2 separate regions of the Homo sapiens genome follow, and region 2 is linked to region 1. The links are chromatin loops, found by intact Hi-C in ENCODE. Cell type or tissue: A673. All regions are shown on one strand. Each heading gives the region's core, and the rest is flanking DNA. Links, peaks and the distances in the headings are about the cores only. Region 1 overlaps LINC00907 (long intergenic non-protein coding RNA 907). Region 2 overlaps LINC00907 (long intergenic non-protein coding RNA 907).

Region 1 (12,820 bases), core at 2,047-10,046:
AAGATTTGCCTGGAAGCAAAACATATCCTTTTTATTCACATTTCATTGGCCAAAGTAAGCCATATGAAAAAGCCAGTGGAGTGGGAAATTATAATCTGCTCACCAAGAAGAGGGAAGGAGAAAATTGTATGGAACAGTAATACAATCTAAAAGACTTTATATTACTCTAATGGGCCTCTCTCTTTTCTTTACTGGCATTATCTTCCTTCTTTCTGGCAAGTTCTAACCCAGTGATCTCTCAACTCCCAGCCACACTCCCTAACTTGCCTCACCCTGTTTTGTTTTTATTACCCCATGTCCTCAGCCTCAAGCATCCCTTCTTAAACACCTTGCATTTATATAATAAAATAATTTATCAGTATAATGGCTAGTAATGGCTCAGAATAAAATCCCTCTTAGATAAAATTTGTTTTATAACTAGGTCTTTCAAAGTATCTCCACAAATATTTCTAAACACTTGTTATGTATAAAATATCATGCTAGGTATTATACATAAATTTTCTTAAAAATCTATTAATTGGGCAGAAAAGACATAATGGACAAATGTTAAGTAAAATAAAAAATCTAAGTAACATGTAAAGACAAAAATAGATCTGTCAAAAAGCAGTGAATGATTAATTTTCAAGGACTTTTCACATATGTCAATTGCTTCTGGGTATAAGAAAAGAGTTAAGTGTTTTTTTCAATTAAAAATTAATTTTTAATTAAAAAACTGTTCAGTTAACAAAATCAACAACAATACATTGTCATATAAATGTCTCCAGCTTTCCCTCACTGTCAACTAAAGGAAGATTAAGGAAGATTTGGCTTTGCACTGAGATTTTTCTTTTTCTTTCTTTTTTTTTTTTTTAACCTCTCATGACCTATAATGAGGGTTCTGTCTTACCAGGCAAGCTCTTCCAGGGTTTATGGTACAGAATGGGAAAGAAAGAGACATAGATAAAGATACATTGGATTAGGAATGAAGAAAGCCTGATTTGAAAAATCCGCAAAAGATATAAGAGTTGCTGTCTTTTGTGAGAGAAGCTAATTGAGGAAAAAAAAAAAAAAAAGTAACGTTTTAAGAAGTATTTTGTAAACTTTGTATCCATCTTAACCAGTTCAGGTTACTACTATAGAATACCGTAGACTGAGTAGCTTACAAAACAAACGTTAATTTCTCAGACTTCTGGAGGCTGGAAATTCCAAAATCAATGTGCTGGCAGATGCAATGTCTGGTGAAGGCCTGCTGCAAACAGATGACCATCTTTTTGTTTCTCAAATGGCAGAGAGCAGGGAGAGGGGGTTTGCTCTCTTCCTTTTCTTATAGGGACACTAATCCCTTCAGGAGGGTTCACCCTCGTGACCTAATTACCTCCCACAGGACCCATCTCCCCAAACCATCACTTAGGGCTTTAACATATACATTTTGGGGGGACATAAACATTCAGTCCATAGCAGTATCCTTTTCCATTTGTTGAAGAAATGCAAATAAATATATTATTATTTTGCCATTATTTTGGAATTAGACCCTTCTTTAACTCTGGCATCACTCAGAGATTGGAACACATGGATTACAGCTTCCATGAAGTTACTAACATACATCTACTCAGCAGGAATATTTGTCAAGTGCACCTTGAAGGGCTTGGGTGCACAGTGGTAAGCAAAAGAAGCACAGTACCTGACCTTAGGAAGTTAAATCATAGCTAGTTCTCATGGAATGAGAAGATTTCGAATATGAAAAGAGTAGGGGAAAGCACTGAGAAATATTGAAAAGGGAAATACTTGGATCAACAGGTTTTTCAATGCTCCTCAAATTATACTATGAAGTCAGAAATGTACTCTCTGTAAAATTAATAGAGCCATCCCTATAAACCATTTATTAAGTATATTTTATGTGCCTGGCAATTTCCTATGTACTTTACTTGGACGATCTCATTTTATTCATAGGATATTAGGTAGATATTTTAATATTATCCCCAGGTAATGAGTAAGCCGTGGATTGACTGACCCCTCCAGGCACCTGCTTAATAACTACAATATACTACCTTATGCTCTAATGAAGGCCTTGGCAGTTTACTCCATTTTTTACCCAAATGTGATGTAGCTCCTTTCAGTCCCCACCCTTGAGAAAGAGCTGACAGCACTGTATGTGCCATGAAAACTTCAAGAATCCTTTTTAATTTTAGATGACTCCTTATCTATGTATCCCCACAAATGTCACTTCCAAATTTCTTCAGGAAGGAATTCCAGGGCTGGTTTGCTTTGCTTCCAACTTAAGGAAACTGGAAAATGCGAAAATACTTAGGGCCAGCATTCTCTTTGTAAAATGCTTTTTTTTTTTTTTGAGATGGAGTCTCACTCTGTCCCCCAGGCTGGAGTGCAGTGGCGCTACTATCTCAGCTCACCACAAGCTCCGCCTCCCGAGTTCACGCCATTCTCCTGCCTCAGCCTCCGGAGTAGCCGGGACTACAAGCGCCCGCCACTACGCCCGGCTAATTTTTTGTATTTTTATTAGAGACAGGGTTTCACCATGTTAGCCAGGTTGATCTCCATCTCCTGACCTTGTGATCCGCCCGCCTCAGCCTCCCAAAGTGCTGGGATTACAGGCATGAGCCACGGCGCCTGGCCTGTAGAATGCTTTTAATCTCAAAGTTCCATGACCACCCTAATTTGTATACTTTACAGTAATTTTTATGTATATATATATATAGTCATTTAAGATAAACAGAGTGAGGTAGATAAATTAAGAATTATAACCATTTGTTAAAAGAGTAACAATCCTCCAAGAAATTAAATGACTTGCCACCAAATCTATGCACAGGTAAGAAGTGGCAAAACCCAGGTTTTCATACCCTGGTCAAGTCCTCTTGCCTCCTACTATTCACCAAGTTAAAGGTCAGCTCATACTAATTGGTGCCTTGGAGTTGCTGCCTAGGGAGTAGATTTTCTCAACTGCTCATTCTATCCCTATCCTCTCCACAAGTTACACCAGGGCCACAAAAGCAATTACTGCTTGAGTAGACTGGAAAACAGCAATTTTAAATGATTAAAAAAGGGAAACATTTTTAAAAATAATTACTATCATTATTTTTTATTTGGGAGGAAGAGAGAGATAAATATATTGTGAATCAACAGAAGCCTTGGCCCATGTTCTCTAAGCCTTATTTATCTGGGAGTTGTTTATCTCCCAGAGTTCTCCCTCAGAGGAAAGAATAATAATTATTGTTTAATTATAGCAGAAGTAAATTTTCTCTTCCAGTTCTAAAGCAGGATGACTCATAGCTCTTCATTTATTAAAAAATAAAATGTCTTTCAGAGAAAAATATTTTTCAAAAGCCAGAGTGTGAAAGGGGCTCAAGACTTCCATCTGGGACGCTCAGTGACAACAGAGCCATTTTCACCTGACATTACTCACCAGTGGGTAATGTTCACACCTGTGCAAAGTGTAGTCAAGAGATGCATTTTCCTACTGGGACCATCCTTCTGCTACTCAGAACTGCATGAGACAAGGAGCACTTTTCTCTTAAGATGTTTCCAGCTGAGCTATCCAATTACTGGGGTGTATCTATCTTCTGAGCAATAGAGGGCCCATCAGAACGTACCTGATTCCACAGTAAATCTCTTGTGTTGTTACTGCTGATGATTTAATTTTTGCTTACTCATCTAGGAACCTGGAACCTGGTCCCACAAACAACATATTCTCAATTTCTAAGCCTAACAGGGTTCCTCAGCCCCAGTTGATCTTCCAGTCCTGCTATCCCTCCCCAAGCTTCATCAGGAAGATTTAAAGTTCAGTCAGACCCACTCGAGATTTCAGTCTCCAGATTCAGTATGAAAAAATCATGGTGATATCACCTGTATTCATTTATAAGGAAATGAGACAAAGACTAAACATAAAAACAGATTAGACAGAGAACCTGATGGTGGATATACTGCTCCCTGACCATCTCATTTGCAGGAATTATTGTTGTTGGTGTATTGTATACTGAACTTTACTATATCCTCTCCTCATTGAAATGCAAACTCTGAGTCTAATGAGACATGTCCCACCTGTCCGGCTGTCAGGCTTCCTGAAAGGCGTGGGAGGAACCCACAGGACAATAAGAGGAAAGCAAATGGGCAGAGTCAGACCTGATATAATAAAACTGCCTTTTAAAATATGGATTCCAGAGCTGGGTGTGGTGGCTGATGCTTATAATCCTAGCACGTTGGGAGGCTGAGGTGGGAAGATCATATGAGGCCAGAAGTTGGAGGCTGCAGTAAGCTATGATCACGATGCCACTGCACTTCATTCTGGATGACAGAGCAAGATGCTGTCAGAGAAAGAAAAGGAGAGAGAGAGAGAGAAAGAGAGAGAGAGGAAGGAAGGAAAAGAGAGAAAGAGAGAGAGGAAGGAAGGACGGAAGGAAGGAAGGAAGGAAGGAAGGAAGGAAGGAAGGAAGGGCCAGCCCAGAATTTTATAGAATCTTTTTTTATGATCCATTAAGAAACAAGGTGGGGCTTTGTGTGTGTGTGTGTGTGCGCGCACGTGTGTGTGTGTGTGTGTAGGCAAGAAAGCCCTTCATGTGGAAGGGCACAAGTAATGATTTTATAGTGCTAGGAAGAAAGGATTTTCAGACCAGCAGAATCAACATGCCATAAAATCTAATCTAATCTAGTACTTTGGAATAAGTATTACCTCAGAATACTAACAATACCACAGCAAACGTAAATTGCTTTCTAATTTTAGAAAGTAAGATAAATATAAACACTCTTATGAAAGGTAATATGTAATGTCATTAACATCTTAGTGTGAATTAATTTAAACAAAGAGAAACAGACATGTGTGAAAGAGTGTGAAGAAAGAGAGGAGTTAGAGAAAGTGCAGCTGCTGGACACAGTTTGACTACATGTACATTTTACCAAGGACATGGCCTGGCCAAAGACATAGGCACCCTCTGCTCCCAAACCAACACCACACACATCTTGCACAGTACATGACACACATCTTTGTTCAAATCCTTACCTAATAATCGAAGTTTTGGTAGCTGAGAGTTTTTTTGCCTGGAAAAAAAATGTTTACAACACTGATCTTGTGATCTGTGGCAGTTCTAATTTTAACAGCATTTTCTGAGAATAGAAAAAATACTCTATTTCATTTTCTCCCTTGACCTACTTTAGCATATTCTGCCCCACTTAATATTTTCTATCCTTCACATTCTCCCTCCTGCATGTTACACAAAGAGATACTGAGCTGGAGAAAATAAGCTGCATTTGTCTTTCTGCCTCTTCCCTAAAGAGGGGTGTAGAAACCTGAATGCATTCATTGATCATGCCTCCTGCTGTGCCCAGCCTGGCCTGCACAGGGTGCCCATCTTACAGAAAATCTCCTGTGAATCAGGAAGACACAGAAAGGAATTTCAAATTACCCACTCTCCACCATTGTCCTTACATTACACATTTTCCTGAGATTACACGTTACATACTTAGATTATAATTACATATCGCCCTTAGATTACAGCTGAGTAATCTAATAAACCAATCTACTGAAATGTGATAAAGTGAGCCAATTATTTCTAAGATGTCTGTCACAGAACAAGCAGCCCTTTATTGCTTACTCACTTATTTTGCTTGTGGCCTAGCAAAGTATCTCTTGTGGACCAGTAGCATTGGTATTACCCGGGAACTTGTTAGAACTACAGACTCTCAGGCTTAGGCTGACCTCATCAGAGCCTACATTTTAACAAGCCCCTCAGGTGATTCATATGTACATTACAGTTTGAGAAGCCTTGGCCAAGTTGCTCATTAAAATCTTGCTGTTCCTGACTGCCTCAGTGAAAAAGTTACTTACCAGAGTATTCCAGGGAGCCACTTAGTGACAAAAGCAAGTTCATCCTACTGTGGGCCCCCATCAGACACATCAGAAGGAGAGAAGTCTGGGTCTTATTATTCTAACTTATGGAGGTTGCTTGATTTCTGACTTGGCAGACAAGCAACCTCTTCAGAGGTCTTCAACTTACCCACCAGGGGTCACCCTAGTTGGTTCATCTGTGAGACCTAGCCTGGATAAACATATGTACTCCCTATCCCTTTACAAATGAAAGTCCAACACTTTGTTATAAAGAAAATTACTTTCCAACTATTAAATAAATGATAGCCACTATTTTTGTTGGCTACTTGTTTTGGGAGAAGGCATTTCAATAGATTGTTGTTCTATACTCCTGAGATTTTTCCTGCTGCTGAGTTTTTTGTTGACATCTTGTAATTATGATCTTTTTAATATTACAGGGAGAAAGAGAAATGAAAATAAAATAGCTACATTATGCTGAGCTCAGGCAGATAGAAGAAATAAAATCAAGACCTATCATATTTAGAGGGAAAAAGTAACAAATGTGGAATTTCCAGGAATTCCTTGGGGAGAAGGGTCCTAATACAAATTGCCACTTCTTTAATGTATACAAAAGACATGAAAAATGTCCCTTTGGTCTTAAAGAAGGCTGGCTCCTGGTTCATGAGAGCTGCCATTGCCTGCACTAGCTGGTGATCACTGCCAGAATACATACAAAAATGCATGCAGTCAACCTGTTAGTTTTATTGCTGGTGTATTAGTCAGGGTCCTCTAGAGGGACAGAACTAACGGAATATATATATATATATATGTATACAAGGGGGAGTTTATTAAGTACTAATTCACATAATCATAAGGTTCCACAATAGGCCATCTGCAAGCTTAGGAGCAAGGACAGCCAGTCCGAGCTCCAAAACTGAAGAACTTGGAGTCCAATGTTCGGGGGCAGGAAGCATCCAGCATGGCAGAAAGATCTAGACTGGGAGGCTAGACCAGTTTCTCCTTTCACATTTTTCTGTCTGCTTATATTCTTGCTGTGCTGGCAGCTGATTCGATGGTGTCCACCCAGGTTAAGTGTGGGTCTGCCTTTCCCATCCCACTGACTTAAATGTTAATCCCCATGAGCAACACCCTCACAGACACACCCAGGATCAATACTTTGTATCCTTCATTCCAATCAAGTGGACACTCAGTATTAACCATCAGAGCTGGTTCTGGTGACTTCGGAGCATGTCATATCTTTTCTTGTCATGTATATGTCCTGGTAGATGCTGTATATATTTTTAAGTGATCCCACCCTAATCATACATTCTATCTTTCCAAATTTCTCCACTGTTCAGAAATATTATCAAAAGATTTGATATATAAGATTCGTTATGTGTATTCTGCTTCTTCCCTTATTATCAACCGTGACCTCATTCTCTTCCCTATTTTATATTATAGGCACAGTCTACCTCTTAAATGTCAGGTGTTCCCTGATATTTCTCCCCTGGGAAAGGTGATATGGGGCTGTTTTTTCCCTGCAACCTGCTTGAGCTATAAGCCTCAAAAGGCAAACAAAAGTAGGGTTCCTCTCATCCCCCAAGGTCTCCAGCTTTGGAAGCTCTGCTACATCCTCAATATTCTCCTTTCTCATCCCTGAAATCCTATTTGTGGTCAACCCCTGCTCACTTTTCTTCAATCATGGCCACCTCTCTCAACCTTACCTCCTGGTTGCAGGCTGGGTTCCTGGGAAACAGATTCTACTTTGAGATTTGCATTATGGAAGTTGATTGACAAGTGCTCTTAAAAACAACATCCATGAAGGAGTGAGAGAAAAAAAAGCTGGGGAGAGAAAGCAGTTGCACCATGATACACTTGCAACAGAGGCTCCAGCTCACCCTATAGGGAGCTTGGTGTTGGAATGACCCAACAGAAAAATCCTGAAGTGAGAAAAGGAGCCTTTCAACCTAGTCTCGACCCGTCATTGAATGCAAACTGACGTAGAGGGGGATGTAATATTTGGCAAGTCAGTTCCCTTCAGCAGAGGGCAATTTCGAGAAAGAGACCTATCTGTGAGCTAGCAAGAGTTATCATTCCCACTAGCTCTTTATAGAAATGAGTGTCTTGGTCCTGAAGGGAACTCTGGGAGGTCCACCACAATATCCATCACACTTGCAAAGTTTCAAATTATTCCTGATAGAAAAATATTCTACAATGAGCTACAGAAGGCTTACAAAAAACAAACAAACAAAAGACCCCAGTTTAAATCTTTGAATTACATTGTTTCTCCACCACCACTTTGTGGAACTAAAATTCCTGTTGCATTCTGCAAATACCAGCTATGGCATTTCAAAAAAAGAAAAAAAGCAAGTAAAATGACACACAAAGTAGAATTTTTACCCTTACGGCTCTGCAGCTGAGCAGCAGACATATATTTTCCAGGAGCATTTCACTGGTCAAATGTCGCCAAAACAATTTCCAAGCCAACCTGCCCTCATTAGTTCTCTGAGCTCTTGATTACAAATTTATAAGAGGCCTGCCCTAGATAGTCAGAGAGCTCCTTCAAGATGGCCATCATCTTGGCCCTCAGCATTTCCCACTGGGAACATTAGAAGCTTTCCCATCAACCAAAATAAACAACTCCTTTCATGAATAGACCCAATGAAAGCCCTATAAATCACAGCTGTCAAAAATGTCGCTAGCATTGCAGAAGACAGAAATCAATCTAAAATTCATTAGTTTGCCTGACAAGAGCCTAATCTCTTATTGTTTAATACCAACGATGGCACCTCAGGTAGAATAGGAAGCTGCAAGAGATCATCCTAGTTTCTTGTGACAGAAATGTTCAATGTTTACGGCTTAATCTGGCCTTTCGACTATTCCTATTCTGTGGGCAGAAACCTTTGCCCCCCTGCTTAAGGTCAACTTGCCTGTGGTATGAGGCAGGAATCACTCTGATGTTGTCACCATATTTCACAGCTATTAGTGTTACGGTTGGGTGGGTTGCAGTATTTCAGGTAAAAAGGACACAGACGTTGCAGCCTAAGTGAAGTGTTCTGTATATACAGTGAGTCAAAGGCTCAAACGTAGCTGCACCATCATCAGAAACACTCCTGCAAGCCAGGGGTTAGCAAGAACACTCCCTTTCCCTCTTCCTCTTCACATAACCCCTGATGTGATAGCTCTTTTGTGACTGCATCTCTCCTTTGAGGCTTCTCTAGTTTATTTTAATCAGATCTCATCTGTGTATACATATTAGCAGTGATATTCAGGATTAGCATGGGACAGAGGAGTCTAGAGATAGATGGGCAGTGCTACCACACAGGACACAGCCTCTTGAACATAGAAAATGATTCAGGCTATACAGGAGATCCACCAACCTGCAAACATTACTCTGACCAGGCTAGTCTCCTAATGTTCTCCCAACTCATGTACACATTCAATGTCTCTCCTCTTTCCTTATGCCACTGGAATGACTTGGATTCTTCACTGACTCTCCAATGTCTTTCTGGACATAAACTCCTCAGGGAACTTTATTCTTATTCATATTAATGTATTCCATCAATGTTCTTCCAGGTTCTTATTGTCTGTGCACCTAAGGGCACTTAATCCTGCCTTGGATTGTGACTATCTTTTAACAAGCAAAGGCCTGCATTCCCAAAAACCTTGTTAAAAACCAAACTTGCTGAATTTACTATTCATCTTGACCAAGAATAGTGGAAAGTTACCCAATGAAGTATTACTACCATAAGGCACTAGGTTAACAGGATTTACATTTTACTCTGCCAGTTTTTTTTTTTTTGAAATGATCAATTTTTGACAAACATTTTAATAAAGTATGATTATTTCATGTTCCATAAAATATAGCATCACCTACATCAGTATACTAAAAATCTTAAGAGAGTAGAATTGTGGCCTGTACCCAAAAGTGTCCTCTTCCTTCACCGAATAAATACAATATATAGAAATCTATAAACATTTATTGTTTGCTACTAATTTTGATTAAAATGTTGGAGCTGTCAAATTCTATTAAGATTTCACATCAAGTCTTTAAATTGGATAAAGAAGAAACATAATGAAAAGTCACGGTGGCTTATTTTTATAAAATAAGAATGTAAGTTCATTTGAGGCTATCTCCATGTGGTATTTATTTGACTATTTTAATCTGCCATTCAATTACTAACTAGGCCTGATTCTGCTTAGCTTCCAAGATCTGATGAGGTGAAGTGCATTGAAGGTGGTATGGCTATAGACTTACACAGGGAACCATTATGTACATAAGTCTATTTACTTTATCAAACTAGGTCCTCAGTAGGCTTTGAGAGTATGGTGTCCAGAAGCTTTGCTTTTTCGTAATGTGCTTGTGTTTGTGTGTGCCCATGTACCCACGTGGCAGAGGTGAGGATGGTATGTGAGCTTGTGAGGGATGCCAAGGTGTGGCCTTGGATCCATGGAAACTTGAGTAAGCAAGAAGTGCCAGGAAGTTTCCACCTCTCAAAATATCAGCCCTGTGCCCTCCATCAATAGAAACATCATTTTGCCTACTGGATTCTCTTTTTAAAAAATTACTTATTTTTTTTTCAATAGTTTTTGGGGTGCAGGTGGTTTTTATTACATGGATAAGTTATTTAGTAGTGATTTCTGGAATTTTGGTGTACCTGTCACCCAAGCAGTGTACACTGTACCCAATATGTAGTCTTTTATCCCTCATCCCCCTCCCACCCTTTCCCCCCAAGTCCCCAAAGTCCATTACATTATTCTTATGCCTTCGTATCCTCATAGCTTAGCTCCCAGTTATAAGTGTGAACATATAATATTTGATTTTTCATTCCTGAGTTACTTCACTAAGAATAATGGCCTCCAGCTCCAAGATCCATCCAAGTAGCTGCAAAATACATTATTTTATTCCTTTTTATGGCAGACTAGCCTAACGGGCCCAAGATGGAATGCAGAGGCACCATCTCGGCTCACTGCAACCTCCGCCTCTGGGGTTCAAGCGATTCTCCTGCCTCAGCCTCCCGAGTAGCTGGGACTACAGGCACGTGCCACCATGCCCAGCTAATTTTTTTTGTATTTTTAGTAAAGATGTGGTTTCACCGTGTTAGACAGGATGGTCTCTATCTCTGACCTCATGATCCGCCCACCTCGACTTCCCAAAGTGCTGGGATTACAGGCGTGAGCCACCAAGCCCAGCCTGGGTCCTCTTTTTGAGAAAAAAAAAATCCTGAAAGGTTAAACACAATTTACTAATTATAAGGACTACAGGCACTGTTTTTTCACAGTGGTACCTAGATTCATGTTTAATTTAATAACCATGAATTAAAATCTTGGGGTTCTATCTTTAAGGAATTCTACTTTAAGGAAAGCAGAATTTGGAGTCATCTGGTTCTTGGACAGACCTGGTGAGATGGTCTTTAGGCAGGAATCTATGGGTGTGACAAAAGGTAAAATTGGGAGAGAGAGAGAGAAACTCAACTCAGAAAAAAACAAAGACAATGTTAACCAGCTTTGTGTGTTCCTAAAAGTATTGTGTCTCTGAAAATTAAGGTGCGATAATTATTTTCTCTCTACTAAATTATTTTCCAAAGATTTTAAAATTTCTTTTAGAACTCTCTGATTTTATCCTTTCCCAATATCCTTGGAAAGAGAAAAATCTTAGTGATGAAAAGAAACCGTGAGAGTTCATTGTATCAGGCCCTTACCATCCCCATCCTAGATGAAGTTCCATTTCAAATGCAAAATTTGAGAGCCTGCAGTTAGAGTGAAGCGCGCAGCCCTGCCCTTTCCACACACTGTAATTGGTGGTGGAGACAGACCCAGCAAATGACAGCCTGCCAGATGGTCTTCCAGCCTGTGTCTGAACACTTCATCGAAGAGGAACTTCCTACTTCATCAAGCAGCAGTCCCACTGTCGGACAGCTCTAATTGTCAGGATATTCTTCAGTAACTTCCAACCTTTGGTTTTCAAAACCACACATCTGACTCTCACTAACATAATAATTTGTCAAAGGTTGGATGATGGCTATCAGTTCTGTCTTCATCTGTCTTACATTTTCTAGGCTAAACAGCTAAAATTCCATCTTTCCTCTAGATGATACTTTTTTACTGGATGCCTCTCCATAAATGGCTACTAAAATGTGCCCTCTTCCGTCACACTTCACTTAGAATTAAAGAGAGAGAGAAAGACTTCAGATCAGATGTTATCTATAGTACAGGTATTCACTAAGACCTAAGTCATCATCCAGTGATATTTGTGTCGTTTTTTTTTTTTTTTCTTTTTTGAAACGGAGTCCCAGTCTGTCGCCCAGGCTGGAGCCACTGCGCCCGGCCAATATTTGTGTCTTTTTGTCTCACAAAACTCCTTAATGTCCTTTTCTGAAGAAACATCATTGTTTAGCCATTTTTTACGTATTAGTCACCAATCATCCAAAGAGACTGTAAACATACAAAGGCTAATTCAAAAAGTGAACACAAATGATGAGGCTACTTCAAATGGATTCTTTGTTTCCCCTTAAATCATTTCTACTGGAGATGAAATTTTGAATTGGTGACATAAATTAATTCCTGAATTTCTAGTTGCAAAACAAAAAATGGGGAAATAGAAATAATAATGTCATTCATTGGTGAGCTGTTGTTTTCTTCCTCTTCAAAATATTTTCAAACATTGGCTAATTCATGATTTTACCTAATTGGGTATTTTTGCCTAAAGGAAATAATTAAAAGAGCTACATTTAAAGTAGATGAGAGGCTTCACAGAAGAAAATTGCATCTTTTTTTTTAACTCTTCTTCCTGCTGATGCTTCATTTTTGAGTTTTCATTAGAACTGTTTTCTTTGTTTTTAAGTGAATGAGACATGAACCACTTATCTTTATACTCATTCCAGGATGACTCTAAATAACTTTTTTATCACTGCAAGATGCAAGAGAAAAAAAAAAATCTTAAAAAATGGCATGTCTGCTTTGTTCCCACTCATCCTTATCTCCCTAAATCTATGCTTTCTTCTACTTCCATCAGAAACACTTTCCCGT
Region 2 (12,820 bases), core at 2,852-10,851, 53 kb before region 1:
AATCACCTTATCTCCTACTGTTTTTGATAGAAACCTAAATGGACTGAGCCCTAGGCTCAAGAATAAAACATACATATATACACAAACACACTCATATATACTTACATACATTTACTCAGGAAACAAAAAGACTGAAAAACTTAACTTAGCCTTAAAAAAGACACTAGATTAAGTCAATCAGGCAACCAGTATGTTGGATAATAAGAATAACCACCAGGAACCACAAATGTTGTTAGCAGTGATACCAATTCTAGACCAGAAACAGGATTTTACAACCACTGATGGCCCACAAAATGCACATCACTGATAAAGCTTGTGTTATTGCTTGCATGAAAACTAGGATATGAATTCCTAGCTCCTATGAGAGAAGGGATTATTAAGGCGACACATTCCCCATGCATAGTGAGGGTGTTTAAAAGTTCTAGGCAAGCTGAAAATACAACACCCACTACACAGATCTAGCTCATGCATTCCTCAAAGCTACCCAGTGAGGAAGGTATTACCCTCCAAAATTTACAGATGACAAAAGTGAGGCAAAATGGGACCATAACTTGCTCAAGATTATAGGGCTAGTAAATGTCCAGTAAGATTAGAATCCAATTCTTTGTACTGCAAACTTCATAGTTTTCCATGTAATATGTGCTGTCTCCCATGAGTTCCTGGAAGCTGCACTGAAAAGTGATCATAGACAGGAGAAATCAGAGAGTCTCAGAAAAACTCTTAGGAGAGCCAGAAAGCCAAGCCTTCACCTACCTCAAATACAGTTCTCAGAGCATCATGTCAGTCCTCAGTTACCCAGTAACTTTGTGGATGCCTGGTCACTGGGCATTTAGTAAGCCCTTCTCCCACTTCCTCCCACATTTCCTATGCATTTTTTTCCTTTCCACAATTTGGGATAGACATTTAAAAATGCAGAAGGATGAAATGCTATTTTTTCCCCTCTACAGCAGGGGAGTGGGAGGGCTGTGTGGATTAACATCCCCTGTTAATTTTTTCAAAATATAAAGCTTCTTTTATCTTCCTTGCCTGAGATTCTGAAGGCCCCTTTCTCCCTGCCTAATTAACCACGAATCAACATAATTTATTTACATACATATGTTGTCTGCCTGTTTTCTTGCTTGCCTTTTCATCAGTTTTCAGTTATAAAAACCTGCGCTGAGGGTTGGGCAATGTGATTTCTGGTCCCGTCTGTGACTCTGGCAGGTTACTTTCCTTCTCTGTCTCAGGTTCCTCAATAAGAAGGGCAGAGTGGGGCTGGGCATGGTGGCTCACACCTGTAATCCCAGCACTTTAGGAGGCTGAGGCAGGCAGATCACGAGTTCAGGAGTTTGAGACCAGCCTGGCCAGTATGGTAAAACCCCATCTTTACTAAAAAATACAAAATTTAGCTGGGCGTAGTGATGTGCACCTGTAGTCCCAGCTACTCGGGAGGCTGAGGCAGGAGAATCGCTGTAACCCAGGGGGCGGAGGTTGCAGTGAGCCCAGATCGCACCACGACACTTCAGAGTGACATAGCCAGACTTCATCTCAAAAAAAAAAAAAAAAAAAAAAAAAGCTGAGGGGCTGGGGAAGGGTTCTGACCTCTACTGACTCTTCTATCTTCACACTCTATCATTTCTTTCCTGTCCTGGGTAATTCACAGAGCCACTGAGAGGAACACATGAGATAATAGAGTTCAACGAGCTATGAATAATATACAGTGTCTAAGGACTGTAGCATTATTTAAACCTGCAGCTAGTCCATTTGTTTTTAAGTTCCCATAGCATTGTGTGCCCAGCCAAGAACCTTCTTGCCCCCAGTATTAAGTGTTGATGAAGATAAAAAATTGGAAAGAAGAGAGCACAAGCAAGGGAGAGAGGGGATGTTTGGAAGGGCCTTGTGATTTGAACTCTTCTTTTATTCCAGTTTTCTAGAGATGATAATCGGGCTTTTGGTTCCAACAGGAGCATTCCACGTTGTTGAGAGATTCGCAATGAAACTTCAATGCTGGGAGAAAAATGTGCTCATGTCTTTCTTTTCAAACACTTCATTCCATGTCCATCCCACATACAAGCACTGTGCAGAGAATGATAGGAGCAGGCAGATAAGTCATTTCACCAACAGTGACAATGTAGGACCTCATTTTAATTTAATCATCAGGATAGACAGGATTTTTGCCTGGTAACAAATCACCAGGCCCTTTTGCTGGTGCTGGTTTTACACTAGATTGAGCCCCATCATTCTTCATGCTGCATTACATCCACACCTTCATCGGGAGGAAATCCAATTTGCTTTGTATTGTTTGCACATCTTGCAGTGATATTAGGCAGTTATTTTCTGAGGCAAACTCCCAGTAAATATTTGGGAGTGATTGTGTCTTGTCTCAATTACAGATTCCATTTGAGCAAGGCTGACATTTCTGAAACTCAGAAAAACTACTAAACCTTTTCTAAGGAAACAAATTACTTTAAACAATAAGTGTTCCTGTATTAAAGCATTCACACCCCCAAATGTACTTAAGTATTTCTTTTCTTGCTCACCCTACTAAAAAGGCATAAAGCAGGACATGTGGCTCTCCAAAAAATTCATATATGCTGGGAGAGTTTTGAACAAAACTGTGAATTAAGAAGAGAGGGACTGTTTTAACCAGGGGTGACTTTCTTTTCCTTGCTTTTCTGAATCCTCCTACTCCCATCTTCCTCTTCCAATACTTTGCAGGAACAAGCCTCAAGCTGTGAACAGATCCAACTATATTGTTATTAGAAGAGTCTCTCATTCATGCACATTTGAAGAGAAGACCCTCAAAAAGAGGCAAGCGCTTAGATCAAAGGAGTCAATAACTAAGGTGTGTTTTCAGAAGTCACATGGCAGAAAACTTTGGTAGGCACATGAGATGTCTCAGTGACACCAGTGGGCAGGTATCACTACCTGGGTATCACTTGGAGGTCCCCAAACACCAGTGGGACCTCAACCCCAGCTGCTGTCCAGGCTCTTGATACCGTTGCAAGAATGAATTCAAGGACCAGTTGAAAAACAGTGAAACTATAGAGATTTATTGCGAAGGGAAAAGTACATACTCAATAAAGTGGAGTGTGGGCATACTCAAGAGAGAGTCACGCCCAAGAGGCTTTGGAGCTGCTACCTTTATGGGTTTCTTTTACCAAGGGGTGGAATATTGATGAAAATTCCTTGAAGAAGGTGGAGGTTTCCTGGAACTGTGGTGCCACCCATTTTTACACCAAATATGGATGTTCCTGGAACTGTCATGGTGCTGGTATGTGTGTGATTTAGTATGTTAATGAACATCTAATGAGATCCTAGGTGAAACCTAGCTCAAATCCAGTGCCATGTTGGGTTCAGTCAGTCTTAACCCAGGTAGGTCCACACCTCAATGCAGCCTTGAACTCCCAGACTTAAGTCATCCTCCCACCTCAGCATCCTGAGTATCTGGGACTACAGGTACATGCCACTACACCCGGCTAAGTTTTGTACTTTGTAGAGATGGAGTTTTCCATTGTTGTCCAGGCTAGTCTCAAATTCCTGAGCTCAAATGAACTGCCTGCCTCAGTCTCCCAAAGTGCTGGGATTACAGGCACAAACCACTGAATCCAGTCAGGAATTCTCTATTCTCCTGCAACCACCCTGTATTATTCCTGTTCCACCAGTGCCTTTTAAATTTTTCTTGATCAGCAGCCATTTTCTTTTTAATCAGATTCCCCATGTCATATCCAATCGTAACAAGAATTGGACAAAATTTGGGGGCTCCTGTTTTGGGGGGACCTGCGATTTAACTACAGGCACAATAGCAGCAAAGATCTCTGGGCCTTGCACTGTGCCACATACATCCCATATTTTGCCTCCTTAGACTCCACAGCAATCAGGTAAAGTAGAAATTGTGCTTTTTCTTAAATTAATATCTTGGATTAAGTTACTTGTCCAACGTTGTACAGCTAGTAAGTAAGAGAAAAAAAGTTTAAATTCAGATTTAGATGCCAAAATGTTTTTTCTTCTCCACTATACTGCAGGCCCCCCTATGCATGGCATCTTGTCAGTGCTACACAATTTGCCATTAATTGCCCTTTCATTGATTCATGAGGTTAGACTTCCCTCTCAAGAAATTTCCAAACTCCTTTGAAGACAAGGACACTTTTTTCTCTTTCTTTCCTCTCAATGTACGGTAGATGCTGATATGGCAAAAGAACATTCATGACTAAGCATGGAGAGGAATGTAATAGGAATGCCATTACTATGGATTGTGCTGGGAAGGAATGAGGAATGCAGGAACCAAGTAAAGGAATTTTAAGAAAACAACCATCAAATGTGAGGTTTAATAGAATTGCGAAGGACAGAAAATATGTGTATTGGTGAGAAAAAAGAAAGAGGACCTTAGAGGCACAGAATGGCTCCCAGAACCACAAAGAAGGAGGAGATGTCTGCAGGCATTCCCATGGTCACAAGCATCACAGAGACACAGCATTGTCAGGGCTGATGGGGTCTGGGTGAATTTGATGCCAGCGCCAAAGAAAATGAGTCACATGATAATTACAGTAAAACATCACAATGTCTTTATTTGAGTAGATCCCAATAATCTTTCCAAAACAGGGTGTTTCTTGGCAAACTCTTCTATTAACCAGTTTGAAGCAACTCTGAGAACATCTGCTAACTAGGCATAATGAGTTCTTATACCTTACAGAATGTCACCATGAAGAACAAATGGCATCAGCTGCCACCATGCTGTGGCATGCTACTTTACAAAATGATATGTTGTTATTAAGTGGCAAGGGATATTGATTTCTCAGTATGTTTCTTACTTGCTCAATTGCTTTGGTTACAACAACGACAATGTATATGTTAAATACGCAGAGTAGATACAGAAGGTTTATCTTTGGGTTCTCAATCATGTGGGACTTGCTCCTTGCCCTGGCAAATGACCAAATCCCCTGAGACCCAACTTGATTCTGTTCTTTCAAAAGAAGTCTAGTCTTTTTTCTTTTCTTTCTTTTTCTTGCTGAAACATTTAAAATGTGAGAAATCACCTCATTTGGAGTTGAGATGGCCCTGTGCTTGAAGGGCATGGTCTGGAAATCAGACAAGCTAAGCTGGGTCCCAGCTTTACAACTGATCACCAAGTCACCCTGCAGGTCATTACACCAATATGGTCTTCAGTTTCTCCCTCTGTAAAGGGAGAGGGTTGCCCTCAATCATTTCTAAGATGTTTTTGGTCACTAGAATTAAATTATTTTCTTGAGCTTTAAAGAATAATTTTTAAAAATTCAATGCACATTTATTTAGTGCCTAACGTGTCAGGCATTGTTCTAAACCCTAGGAATACTTCAATTTAAAACAAAGAACGTGCCCTCCAGGAGCTTAACTTCTAATGGATGGAGAAAGACAGTATAAAAGTAAATAAGTAAATATGTATCAAGTTAGATTGTAGAAAGTGCTGTGAAGATAAATTAAGCAGAATAAATGGAATCTGGTATGGAATTCTGGAAGTAGCAACGGGATAGGAAGTAGAATGCTAATCTATTTTGGGTAGTCAGTAAAGCCCTTGCTGTAAAGTCATTTCACCTCAGAGAAGAGAACAAAATAGGAAGTATATTACACAGATACTAGGCAAAGAGTACTCTAGGTAGAAAGACAAATAAGTACAAAGTCTCTGAGGCAGGAGTGGGCTTGAAATGTACTAGCAATCTGTCCCCACATGACTTGGAATGGACAGCATCCAGAGGCTCATCTGGAAACTGCCATGGTCCTTGACTTGCCCTCTGCTCCTGCTATTGGGTCAATACAGAGAGGAACCTGTTGTAGTAGCATTGTGATATTCTGGAAAAATGCCTGCCTTCGAGTACAAAGGAAGTCCACAGTCACCCCTCTGAAACTGGTGTGCTAAAGAAGAGAAATGTTTCAAGAGTTCATATGAGTTCCAAGTTTCCTTTGAGCAAGTTGACTTTCTTCTTTAAAAATAGTAAACATTTTGAAATTTTTTCCCCCTGAAAAAGGCAAAATTGAAACAGGCAGCTACATTTGGGAAGAAGGTAAAAGCAAAATGTGCTCTGTGAAGGTGGGAGTGAGTGGTCTTCTGCCTAAGTGTCTGCCATGAAGAGAGCATTTGTAATTACAGCCACGAAATCACCCTGTAGACACTTAATAGCTTAATAAGAGTTTTAATGGGTCTATTTGAAAATGAGAAACCCCACTGTATAAAATGGGCCCATAAAATGTTATGCAGCTGTGCTGTGGCCTCAAACAAATTGCAAATAGATCTCATGCAGTATCCTGTAATATCAACTGCTGAGTTTAGGTGGCTGTAGTATTTTGGCTACACTTGTCTCCAAAAATACTTAGGAAAGACTTCAGATGCCTTCAGAGAAGCCCTACAGAGACTGGTGGCTGACCCTGTGGGGAATCCTGAAAAATTTATGTTCATGTTTACTGCTCCGCTAATTACCTCAGCTTACACTGATAGCCTTCTTCTCTGAATTTCTATATTTTTATATCATTAATAAATTTATTTACCAATCTCTGCTATGAGAAAGAAGATACAAAGAACACTTTATCTCTGCCCTTCGGGTATTTACCCCATTCCAGAGCCTGTAACACCTACCCAAGGAAAAAGGATGTTAAGTATCATGAGACTTGCAAACCAAAGGCCATAGGAATTTAGAAATAGGAGGTAGAATTGCTGTTGTAAATAATCAAGAAAGACTTCCTGGAGGTGACAATAGTTTTGACAAGCCTTGACGTGAGGACTCTTCACAAAAATGAGCAATGCTACTGAGGGAAGTTGGTGGCATGTTGGCAGAACTGTGAGTAAACAAAATAGGTAGACTGAGCAAACTTGAGGACAAAGGTAGTGAAGGCTAGAAAGCATGGTGAGAATCAGGTAAGGTATACCCTTTGTGAACCCTGAACATCTGAGACAGTCTCAGTTAATTTAGAGTTTATTTTGCCAAGGTTGAGGATGCACACCCATGACACAGCCTCAGGCAGTCCTGATGACATGTGCCCAAGGTGGTCGGGGCTCAGCTTGGTTTAATACATTTTAGGGAGAAATGAGACATCAATCAGTATATGTAAGAAGTACATTGGTTCCATCCAGAAAGGTGGGAACAACTCAAAGCAAGAAGGGGACTTCCAGGTCACAGGTAGGTGAGAGACAAGTGGTTGCCTTCCTTTGAGTTTCTGCTAAGTCCTTCCAAGGAGGCAATCAGAGATGCATCTATCTCAGGGATGACTTTGAAGAAAATGGGAGGCAAGTTTGTCCTGAGCAGTTCCCAGCTTGACTTTTCCCTTTAGCTTAGTAATTTTGGGGCCCCCACATTTTCCCTTCACACCTTAAATAAAAAGTATTAAACATTTGGATTTAAACTCTGGGCAAATGGGTAGCCTTCGAAGGCTTTTGAACAGAAGTTACATAAAGACTAAAATTGTAGCAATATATATTTTTAAGTAAAAGAAAACAGCAAATGATGTCCACGGACTTAAGAAAATACAACACCTAAACCAGAGTGGTAGCAATGGGAATGTCAGGCGGAGATGCAAAAAACAACTCTGACCTATCAGCCATTCTAGCAAAATGTTAAACTGTTTGCCAATTGTTTTGTGCAAAATAGTCTGGGACAGAGACTATTCTCCGCAACCCCATGTAGCACAGGATTGGTCACAAAGCAGACCTCTATAAATATCTCTTGACTGGCTAACATGAAAAGCACCCATCTCCTGCTTAGCCTCTTCAATAGGCAAAAAGGGAGGGTATTCCTTGGGTCCATTCCAGTCAAAGAATGGGCTAGAGTCAGAGTCATGGTGTCACATCAAAGGTCACTGCTAGAAAATTTCCTCTGCGGAAACTCTAAAATATTGGCACATTCAGTCTAAAAATGTACTTCAACAGCTATTTTCCTGCTTCCTTTGCTATGAGGAGGCAGAATGCCAGGATTCTTTGTAGCATGGGAGTCTTGAAACTGCCATTGCAAAATTATAACTGAGAAAATTATGACACTGAAAGAGATCTGACCTAACTAACTCTATCTTTCTTCTCACCTCCAAGCTGTCCTTGCTCATTCCTGGGTGTAGGCCTAACTAACTTTGGGAGGAACTTAGTTTATAGTTCATAGTTTAAAACAAAGACAATAACAACCCTTTCCCAAAACAAACCTCCTTCTTGCCTGGGGACTATACTGCCTTTGTAGGACTAACAAATTAGCCACAACAGTAGAAATTATGGTGTAGGAGTCATGCAGCTGGGGGTTATGAGATTATGACCTTCCCCAAATTGCTCGTGGGAATAACATCACTATTACAAAACCTAAGATCAGTGCTTGAGATATTTCGCAGACCCTGCACTTGATGGATCAGCTGGCACCACCCAGGTTGATAAATTGGCTCATCTGGTCTCATGCCCCCGACCCAGGAATTCACTCAGAGCAGGAGGACAGCTTTGGTTCCCTGTGATTTTATATCCCACTCGACCAATCAGTACTCTCGACTCATCGGCCCCTATCTGCCAAATTATCCTGAAAACCCCCAATCCTAGAGTTTTCAAGGAGACTGATTTGAGTAATAATATAACTCTGATCTCTCATATAGGCAGCTCTGCATGAGCTCTCTCTCTATTGCAATTTCTCTGTCTTGATAAACCAGCTCTGTCTAGGCAGTGGGCAAGGTAAACCCATTGGGCGGTTACAGTCTCCTAAATTAAATTTTAGAGCAAGTAATGGTGCCCTGCTTTTGACTATGGTCATATAATGTCAATATTTTCAGATAAGAAGTGGAAACATTTATCTAGCATCAGTATTTTTAGTCTACTCTTACATTCTGCAAAGAGGACCGTATGGTCCTATGAAGAACTCTCACAGCATTAGTGCTTTGAAAAAATCCAGAGGGAAAATGTGAGCCCATTCGCAGGACACCCAAGAAACCTGAGTAAATTTGAATGGGTTCTGTAGCCCCGCCTCATGCTCCACTATGCCATATTTGATGATTGCATGTATGGAGTCATGTAAGCGGTCTGTAAACCAAAAGTATCCAAGACAGATCTCAATCAATTTAGTTCATTTTGCCAAAGTTTAGGACATGCCCCTGTCACAGTCATAGAAGGTCCTGAGTTCATGTGCTCAGGGTGTTCAAGTGATAGCTTGGTTTTATATATTTTAGGGAGACATATGACATCAATCAGTATATGTAATATGTACATTGGTTCCATCCAGAATAAAGGAACAACTTGAAGCCAGGCAAGGAGTCAGTGGGAGGGTTCCAGGTCATAGGTGGATTCAAAAATTTTCTGGGAGGCTGAAGCACAAGAATAGCTTTAACCCAGAGGGGTGAAGGTTGCAGTGAACTGAGATCATTCCACTACACTCCAGCCTGGGCGACAGAGCAAGACTCTGTCTCAAAAAAAAAAAAAAAAAATCTGATTAGGAGTTGGTTGAAAGAGTTTATATAAAGACCTCGAATTAATAGAAAGGAGTGCCTGCGTTAAGCTAAGGGGTTGTAGCGACCGAAGTTTTTATTATGTGGATGACGCCTCCAGGTAACAAGCTTCAGAGAGAATAGATAATCTTAAGGTCTGTTTTAATGTTAATGCTGACGAGTTGTTTCTGAATTCAAAAGGTGCAGGGCATAATGAGGCATGTCTGACCACCCATTCCCACCATGGCCTGAACTTGTGTTTCAGGTTAACTTTGGAATGCCATTGGCTGAGGAAAGCAGTCCATTCAATTGTTTGTGGGGGTGGCCCTAGAATTTCATTTTTGGTTTACACCTTTGTACTTCTGAAAAACTATGCAATTTATTCCCCATGAACAGTTTTGGATGAGGAAGAATTTTATCTCTTAATGTTTAAAAACAGTGCTTTAGGCTGCATTGGTAAATGCAATTTTTCCCAGGGTTTTCATGAGAATATGCAACAATGACAGGACACAGTGATTCCCTTTTGGAGCTTCACAACTCTCCTGAAGTAGAATTTATGAGCCCATTTTACAGAATCTTTTAACAAGATAAAACAAAAAGATTGTTTAAGGTCTTGGGAAAAATTACTGTGGAAGACTAGGCTACATTGATAGAAATTTTAAAGATTTTAAAGACAAAATCCAGTGTTGAAAAGAGTGTGAGAAATGAGTGACATTTTAAAGGGATACAGTTTTTTTAGGAGGAAATTTAGTATTCTTTATCAAAATTACTCACAGACATATTCTTTGACCCTGAACTTCTGCTTCTAGAAATCCGTCCTATAAAAATAATTATGAATGTACACAAAGACAAATATATAAGAATGTCTATTACTCCATTGTTTGCCACATAAGAAAAATGATGGCAAGTACAATGGTGTAGGTCATATTTCATCTATACTATGAAATATTATAAGGTATTTCTTAAACAGGGAGAAGCCTTTTACTATTTTATTGTGTGTATCTATCTATAGCTTGAAACATTTTACAATGAATATCTACTTATATATTAATTTAATTGTTTAGCTTTTATTTATTTATTTTTTTTATTTTTTTGAGACAGGGTCTCATTCTGTCACCCAGGCTGGAGTGCAGTTGTGCAGTCACAGCTCACTGCAACCTCTGCCTCCCCGGCTCAAGCGATCCTCCCTCTTCAGCCTCTGGAGTAGCTGGAACTACAGGCACACAGCACCATGCCTGGCTAATGGGGTTTCTCCATGTTGTCTAGGCTGGTCTTTTACTCCTGGGCTCAAGTGATCTGCCTGTCTTGGCCTCCCAAAGTTCTGGGATTACAGGCATGAGCCAGCATGCCCAGGCAATTTTTAAAATATTTTAATGTGACAAACTGGGCCAGAGTCCAAATTCTGAATTCATATCTACTGTTCGTTTCATGGTGGAATAAATTGTAAAGGGCTTTTTTAGATCCACATGTCAAAAAATTTAGCTCTCCCAGGATCTGCAGGTCACATAAGTTTTCTGGGGCAGATGTGTTATAACTTGAACACAGGGATGTGTGTATAAGAGTCATTCCCTTAGGAGGTCTGGCAGTGCTTTCTTGAGCTTGTTATCTGGCAGAGAACGAATAGATTGGGTATCAAGAGATAACACATGGGGGACAATACTGCTTTTTTACTGGTCTAATAGTTACTCTAATCTCTCCATTCACCTGTCACCTCTTCTAAGAAGTCTAATTTGTAATTCATATATTTATTCATTAAAATCTTTATTGTTTTGTATGTGTCAAGCATAAGAGTCATAAGATACTGAACTTTTTTTAAAGGAAAATAAAAGAGTACACTGGTATATAAGCAGATATTGAAAAAAGATAGTAATAGGGGTCTACATGGTTTCTTTCCTGGCCTTTACGTTATGTCCCCAAACTGACTTTGATTACATATTGACAGTACATACCTGAAAGAGTGTAGAGGAGATGTGATAGGATAAATAGATGGACTGAGAATCAGAAGCTGGGGATACTAGTCAATTTCAAATTATGAGAACATAGACCAGCTATTCAATTTCTCCAAAACTCAATTTCCTTATTCCTGCCTCTCACACTGATTTTTCAGAGAAAACAGTCAATATAACACACACATAAGTAATGCATGTAAACTACAAAAGAGCATATCAAAATATAAATTACTTTTGGCCTGCATGGTGGCTCACACCTGTAATCCCAGCAATTTGGGCGGCCGAGGTGAGTGGATCGCTTTGAGCTAGGGAGCTCGAGACTAGCCTGGACAACATGGCAAAACCCCGACTCTACATAAATACAAAAAAATAGCCGGGTGTGGTGGCACATATTTGTGATCCCAGCTACTTAAGAGGCTAAGTTGCAAGGATCACTTCAGCCCACAAAGCAGAGGTTGCAGTGAGCCAAGATTGTACCACTGCACTCCAGCCTGGGTGAGACAGTGATATTCTGTCTCAAAAAATAAACAAACAAATAAATAAATTATTTTAATGTATTTTTACAACAGTTTGGAGACTTTGTAGAAAAATCTTCAAATTGTTTAGACTTCCACTTTTTCAATCATTGCATATTTTAAGGACACCACTGCTGGGTGAGGTATGCAGTAGAAATAACATTTTTGAGTATGGAGTAATGTGTGTAAATTGTTAGGTGGAAAATAACTTGTATTAATAGAATCTGTTTATTATATATGAGTATGGGTGTGTATGTGTCTGAAATAAAGGTTCCCTCTATAAACTAACAAGATAATGACACAGGAAGGTGTTAAATAAAATGTTAAACTGAGATAAGACCAAAAAACAAAATTGTCTATGAGATCAAATATATAAACAACCTGTCAAATCGAAGGACACATCCTTAATAAGGATGAAGAGGCTGCAGATATAGGAAAGAAATACCTTTGGTAAGGGTTTGACAACTGGGAGTTATCATTCCAGCTCCTAGTTATCTCTTTTACAGCATTCAACACTTAGCTGAAGGGATAAAATTTTCCAGTAACCCCCTACACAGAACTCCACAAGAGACAGCTTCTCCCCTTGAGAGTGAGTCCCAAAGAACCTGCTCAGATATGCCTGTTACATCATCTAAAATGAGAGATTCCACAAGGAAGACTTCATCTTTCAATTCGAGAATTAGAATAACATGTGACCTGCCACTACCTCCTCCCCCAACCTCTGTTGCTCTTTTCTAGGTAAAGGAGCAGAAACACACATTTTCCTTTTGTTGTTGTTGTTGTTGTTATTTGTTTTTTTGTTTTGTTTTGTCCTGCAGACAGGGTCTCTCTGTCGCCCAGGCTGGCATGTAGTGGTGTGATTGAAGCTCACTGTCATCTCAAACTCCTGAACTCAAGCAATTATCCCACCCAAGTAGCTAGGACTACAGGTGCATGTCACCACACCAGGCTAATTTTTTAATTTGT

Evidence for each region. A loop is a pair of places that touch in the nucleus more often than their neighbours do. Peaks named below come from ENCODE experiments on the same cell type or tissue, not always from the same donor. Only the 100,000 strongest peaks of a DNase experiment are listed, where the experiment ranks them.
Region 2: a loop joins it to region 1, with 5 times the contacts of the local background. A loop is called at or near these places in 3 of 110 quality-filtered maps.

The regions. Positions count from the first base shown.
Region 1 is chr18:42,267,814-42,280,633 of GRCh38, reverse strand. The region is part of intron 3 of LINC00907 (long intergenic non-protein coding RNA 907); the gene reads right to left. It also overlaps the pseudogene RNA5SP454. Among named protein-coding and RNA genes, the nearest start is that of LINC00907, 88 kb to the right of the region's middle. In A673, for the core only: a CTCF peak has its summit at 5,990 (motif pointing right); DNase peaks (open chromatin) are centred at 4,353, 4,493, 5,303, 5,973 and 1 weaker place; H3K27ac peaks cover 4,619 bases.
Region 2 is chr18:42,322,002-42,334,821 of GRCh38, reverse strand. The region is part of intron 3 of LINC00907 (long intergenic non-protein coding RNA 907); the gene reads right to left. Among named protein-coding and RNA genes, the nearest start is that of LINC00907, 140 kb to the right of the region's middle. In A673, for the core only: no CTCF peak of the experiment used is centred there; no DNase peak of the experiment used is centred there.